Regions from separate parts of the Homo sapiens genome. Here region 1 is linked to region 2. The links are chromatin loops, found by intact Hi-C in ENCODE. Cell type or tissue: ascending aorta. All regions are shown on one strand. Each heading gives the region's core, and the rest is flanking DNA. Links, peaks and the distances in the headings are about the cores only.

The links. Peaks named below come from ENCODE experiments on the same cell type or tissue, not always from the same donor. Only the 100,000 strongest peaks of a DNase experiment are listed, where the experiment ranks them.
Region 1: it touches region 2 in a loop (11-fold over the local background); 83 of 110 quality-filtered maps call a loop at or near these places.

Annotation. Positions count from the first base shown.
Region 1 is chr1:8,984,950-8,987,854 of GRCh38, reverse strand. No RefSeq gene overlaps it. Among named protein-coding and RNA genes, the nearest start is that of SLC2A7, 40 kb to the left of the region's middle. RefSeq lists an enhancer at 1,204-1,705. In ascending aorta, for the core only: no CTCF peak of the experiment used is centred there; a DNase peak (open chromatin) is centred at 1,474; H3K27ac peaks cover 1,345 bases.
Region 2 is chr1:8,904,163-8,907,067 of GRCh38, reverse strand. It overlaps LINC03153 (long intergenic non-protein coding RNA 3153), which reads left to right. Exons shown (of 4, transcript XR_002958531.2): 4 at 1,016-1,852. Among named protein-coding and RNA genes, the nearest start is that of LINC03153, 21 kb to the left of the region's middle. In ascending aorta, for the core only: no CTCF peak of the experiment used is centred there; DNase peaks (open chromatin) are centred at 974 and 1,363; H3K27ac peaks cover 2,500 bases.

The DNA of each region.
Region 1 (2,905 bases), core at 315-2,814, 81 kb before region 2:
GTTTAAAGAACACGATTCTTTCTGCTGTCCCTGGGAGAGGATGCCCCGTTGTGGCTGGGGGCCCACGCGTGCTCTCCAGCTTCTAGGAGGTTTGTAGAAAACAAAATTGGCCTCAACAATGTAGTTTATAAAGTGAATGTTAGCCCAAAAGTAATAGCACTGGAAGGCCTTTTATTTCTTCTTGGATTTTTTTTTTAGTTTTAGTTTTGTTGTTGTTGTTGTTTGTTTGTTTGTTTTTTGAGTCAGAGTCTCGCTCTGTCACCCAGGCTGGAGTACAGTGGGGCGATCTCAGCTCACTGCAGCCTCCACCTCCCGGGTTCAAGCAATTCTCCTGCCTCAGCCTCCCATGTAGCTGGGATTAGAGGCACGCGCTACCACGCCCAGCTGATTCTTGTATTTTTAGTGGAGATGGGGCTTCACCGTGTTGGCCAGTCTGGTCTCAAACTCCTGACCTAACGTTATCCGCCCACCTCAGCCTCCCAAAGTGCTGTGGTTACAGGGGTGAGCCACCATGCCCAGCTCCTTAGTTTTAGTTTTTAAACAAAATTCAGGTCCAGGCATGGTGGCTCATGCCTATAATCCCAGCACTTTGGGAGGCCGAGGTGGGAGGAATCCTTGAGCCCAGGAGTTCCAGACCAGCTTGGGCAACATAGCAAGATCCTGTCTTTACGAAAAATACAAAAATTAGCCAAGCGTGGTGTTGTGCACCTGTGGTCCCAGCTGCTCGGGAGGCTGAGGCAGGGGGATTGCTTGAGCACAGGAGGTCGGGGCGGCAGTGAGCTGTGATCACACCACTGCACCCCAGCGAGGGAGGCAGAGTGAGATCCTACCTCAAAAAAAAAAAAAAAAACAGCCCTTCGCTCACTTCCTGTTGCTCCACCTGCCCTGGCCTCCCGACCTCTCTCCGATCCTGTTTGAACCTCTGCATCTGGGAGATACCTGCTCGTCCCCCTTGACTCACCCTTTTTGCTGCCCAAGGTGGGACCCACCCCCAGCAGGCACACCTGGAGGGACTCACATGGCAGCAACAGGGACCACCTGCCTCCCGCCCAACCCTGACCTGCAGGAGGGGTGTCTGCCACAGTAGGGCCTCAGGAAACTCTTTGTTTGTTTGTCTGTGGCAGGGTCTTGCTCTGTTGCCCAGGCTGGAGTGCAGTGGTGCAATCTCAGCTCACTGCAACCTCTGCCTCCAGGGCTCAAGCGATTCTCCCACCCCAGCCTCCGGAGTAGCTGGGACCACAGGTGTGCAGCACCATGCCCAGCTAATTGTTTATTTTTTGTAGAGACAGGGTCTTGCTATGTTGCCCAGGCTGGTCTCAAACTCCTGGGCTCAAGCGGTCCTACTGCCTCGGCCTCCCAAAGTGCTGGGATTACGAGCGTGAGCCACCATGCCCAGCCCCAGGAAATTCTCATTGCATGATTCAGTCCAACCAGCAGCTTCCTGGCTCCTATTTGCCTTTCCAGAAAGCAGACTCTCCCAGGCTGAGCGCCAAGCCTGCCATTCCTCCGTGAGAACCACAGTGAGTGCCAATGAACACCCTGTAAACTGTCACTGTTGGAACAATTGTGCTTCCAGGTCTGCGAGAAGCGCAGGGAAAATGACAGCTTGCTCACTGCTCCCAAAGTGCTGGGATTGCTCAGGGCTGAAGGTGCTTCAGAAACCCACGCTTTTTGTCCTCAAAGTTTTTTTGTAGGTTCTGAAAGTAATGATTTTTCTGGATCCATTAGTCATATGGGAGTATTGCCTGGGTCCCCCTCCTTCATCGCAAAGGGAAGAGTCATAGAATGATGGAAAGATGACTGGCTTAGAGTCTGAGACCTGAGTTCAAATCCTGGCTCTGTTGCTAATGAAAGCTGGGCCCCAGTTTCTCTACCTGTACCTTGGCAATCAGAGTTCCCCGCTCATGGTGTTGCTGAGAGACTCAAGACAGGCTGAGATCCATGGGAATTTTCAGGAATGTTTATTTAAATTTATTTTTATGTTCATTATTGTAAAGACAAGGTCTTGTTATGTTGCCCAAGGTGGTCTTGAACTCCTGGGCTCAAGCAGTCCTCCTGTCATGGCCTCCTAAAGTGCTAGGATTACAGGCATGAGCCACCATGCCCAAGAACTTTCAGGATCTTTTGAAGGACAACATAAATGTGAATGACCCTGGTAAATAAAACATCCCAAGAGCTAGCTCGGTGCTGAGCCCAGTTCCGGCCTGCTTCATCCCAGACACCCCAGCCTTGCTTTCTGCATTTGCAGCTGCACTCCTGCCTCAGACCAGAATCTCCCGGTGGCCCTAGGTGGCTGCAGGGAGCACGTGGCTCCTCCAGCCCAGGAATCCAGTGGAGGAGATTTCTGGAGACCACCATGATTCCACCCAGAGGGCAGCCCTTCCCTCCTACAGGACATATTCTTTCTAGAGCCACTGTGCAGCCGCTTCCATAGGCGAGCCCTCCCTGAATAGGAGCACAGTGGGAGCAGTTGGCTGAGCTCTGGGCTCACAGCTCAGGGCACAAGGGCAAAGAAGCCATCCTCTCAAGCTCATTGTCATCCCTGGGGTAAAACAGAAGATGGCCTGGTGGCCTTTGTGAGGTGAGTAAAGAAGCACAACAAGGAGGAGGAGAGATCCATGCCCCATGTTCAGTGCAGAGAACGGCATGTGCAAAGGCCCTGTGGCCGGAACACATTTGGTGTCTCTGAGGAACGCTGCAACCAGAGCTCGGTGAGAAAAGGGAGGGCAGAGACAGATGATGCCCAGAAAGCGGCCAGGGCCAGGGAGGCAGACCACAGCTAGGGCTTCGGAATTCCTTCAAGGTGTAATGGGGGCCAAGTGTGGTGGCTCACGCCTCTAATCCCAGCACTTTGGGAGGCCGAGGCAGGTGGATCACCTGAGGTCAGGAGTTCGAGACCAGCCTG
Region 2 (2,905 bases), core at 165-2,664:
GGTGTAGTGGCGGGCGCCTGTAGTCCCAGCTACTTGGGAGGCTGAGGCAGGAGAATGGCGTGAACCCGGGAGGCGGAGCTTGCAGTGAGCCGAGATCGTGCCACTGCACTCCAGCCTGGGTGACAGAGCGAGACTCCGTCTCAAAAAAAAAAAAAAAAAAAAAAAAATAGAAATCGCCGGGCGCGGTGGCTCACGCCTGTAATCCCAGCACTTTGGGAGGCAGAGGCGGGCGGATCACGAGGTCAGGAGATCGAGACCATCCTGGCTAACACAGTGAAACCCCATCTCTACTAAAAATACAAAAAATTAGCCGGGCGTAGTGGCGGGCGCCTGTAGTCCCAGCTACTTGGGAGGCTGAGGCAGGAGAAAGGCGTGAACCCCGGGAGGCGGAGCTTGCAGTGAGCCGAGATTTTGCCACTGCACTCCAGCCTGGGTGACAGAGCAAGACTCTGTCTCAAAAAAAAAAAAAAAAAAAAAAATCAAGGCCGGGCACAGTGGCTCATGCCAGTAATCCCAGCACTTTGGGAGGCTGAGGCTCATGGATCACTTGAGGTCAGGAGTTTGAGACCAGCCTGGCCAACATGTTAAAACCCTGTCTCTACTAAAAATACAAAAATTAGCCAGGCATGGTGGTGGGCATCTGTAATCCCAGCTACTCAGAAGGCTGAGACAGGAGAATCGCTTGAATCCAGGAGGTGGAAGTTGCAGTGAGCTGAGATCACACCATTGCACTCCAGCCTGGGCAACAGAGCAAGACTCCATCTCAAAAAAAAAAAAAAAGAAAGAAATCAAAAAGCAGCACCGCCCCACCCAAAAAAAAATCCATGAGTAGTTATTTAATAATCTGTATCTGATTTCTCCAAAATCCTAAAGAGGCCTAAGTCTGTTGTTCATAGTTTCTCATTCATCATGGCTGGCTTCCTTGTGTGTTTGGAAATTATGTATCATGAGGCTGTGCTTTGTTGAACTTAATAAGTGTAATCTCAAGGGCTAAACTGGGAATGTTTTCCTCCAGACAGGAGTGACTGGTGAGACAGTCAGCTACAAAATGGAAAAAAACAAATATGACAAAATGCCAAGGGGCCTAACACCACGGAAGCAATAAGGGCTGCAGGAAATGAAAAGAGAGATATCTGAGGTGGTATTAAAGGTAGTGAAAGAGATGGGTCGGTATGTGATGAAGATCCTTTTCTTTAGAAAAGAATTCTTCTCACAGTCACGTGGTCACAGGATTGTTACTTTAGAATCCCTTCCAACATGTCTGGACCACATTAGCCAGGAAAAAGAACTTTAACATAGAGGACACAAACACAGGGCGTGCAGTAGCGCCAGAATCTTTGTATAGGAGGCTCAGAGGAGCAGCAAGATCGAAACAGACACCCAGGGCGGGGCGCAGTGGCTCACGCCTGTAATCCCAAGCACTTTAGGAGGCTGAGGTGGGTGGATCACTTGAGGTCAGGAGTTTGAGACCAGCCTGGCCAACATGGTGAAACACTGTTTCTACTAAAAATACAAAAATTAGCTGGGGGTGGTGGTGGGTGCCTGTAATCCCAGCTACTCGAGAGGCTGAGGTGGGAGAATCACTTGAACCCAGGAGGTGAAGGTTGCAGTGAGCCTGAATCGTGGCACTGCACTCCAGCCTGGGCAACAGAACAAGACTCCGTCTCAAAAGAAGAAAGAAAGAAAAAGAGAGAAAAAAAGAAAGAGAGAGAGACAGAGAAAGAGAAAGACCCAGAACGCTTGCCTTACAACTCTATGCTTAATAATCTGTATCTGGCCAGGCGGGATGGCTCATGCCTGCAACCCCAGCACTTTGGAAGGCCAAGGCAGGTGGATCATCTGAGGTCAGGGGTTCGAGACCAGCCTGGCTAACATGGCAAAACCCCATCTCAACTAAAAATACAAAAATTAGCCGGGCATGGTGTTGCACGCCTGTAATCCCAGCTACTTGGGAGGCTGAGGCAGGAGAATCGCAGAGGTTTCAGTGAGCCAAGATCATGCCACTGCACTCCAGCCTGGGCAACAGAGACTCCATCTCAAAAATAATTAATTAATTAATTAATTAATAAAATAATCTGTATCTGATCACTCCAAAAACCTGAGATGGCCTAAGTCTGTCATTCATAGTTTCTGCTGATTCTCACTCATGATGGCTGGTGTGTTTGGAAATTGTATTTAATATACCTTGAGTTCGTACTTAGTTGAACTTAATATGTGTAATCTCGAGGGCTAAATTAGAGATGTTTTCCTCCAGACAGCAGTGACTCCCCAAACCAGATCAAGTTTGGGGAGGTGTCTTGTGGGAGATGTTGATGGAGATTACAAGCTAAAGCACTTCCATGGGTGCCCCCAGCTTATGGTGTGTCCATAAGCTGCAGAGAAATCAGCACCCACTTTGTAAGGCCGAAGTAGACAGATTGCTTGAGCCCAGGAGTTGAAGACCAGCCTGGACAACATGGCAAAACTCCGTCTCTACCAAAAAAAAATATAAAAATTAGCCATGTATAGTGGCACGTGCCTGTAGTCCCAGCTCCTCAGAAGGCTAAGGTGAGAGGATTGCTTGAGCCCAGGAGGTGGAGGTTGCAGTGAGCCAAGATCACACCACTGCACTCCAGCCTGGGCAACAGAGCGAGACCCTGTGAGGAGAGGAAAGGAGAGGAGAGGGGAGGGGAGGAGAGGGGACCTCTCCCCTCCCTATTCAACTTCTCATCCTGCAAAGTGCTCAGAGGAACACCTGTGAGAGGGTGGATCCCAAGAGAAAACATCCAGGTTATCCACATCCCTTGCCATCATTGGCTTCAACACAAGTCAAGGAGAAACTCAATACTGAGGTTGAAGTTTTTACAATTTGCTTCACCTCCTCTCTCTGCCATGGTAGTTGGAGCATGAGTGCTTTGTAAATTTC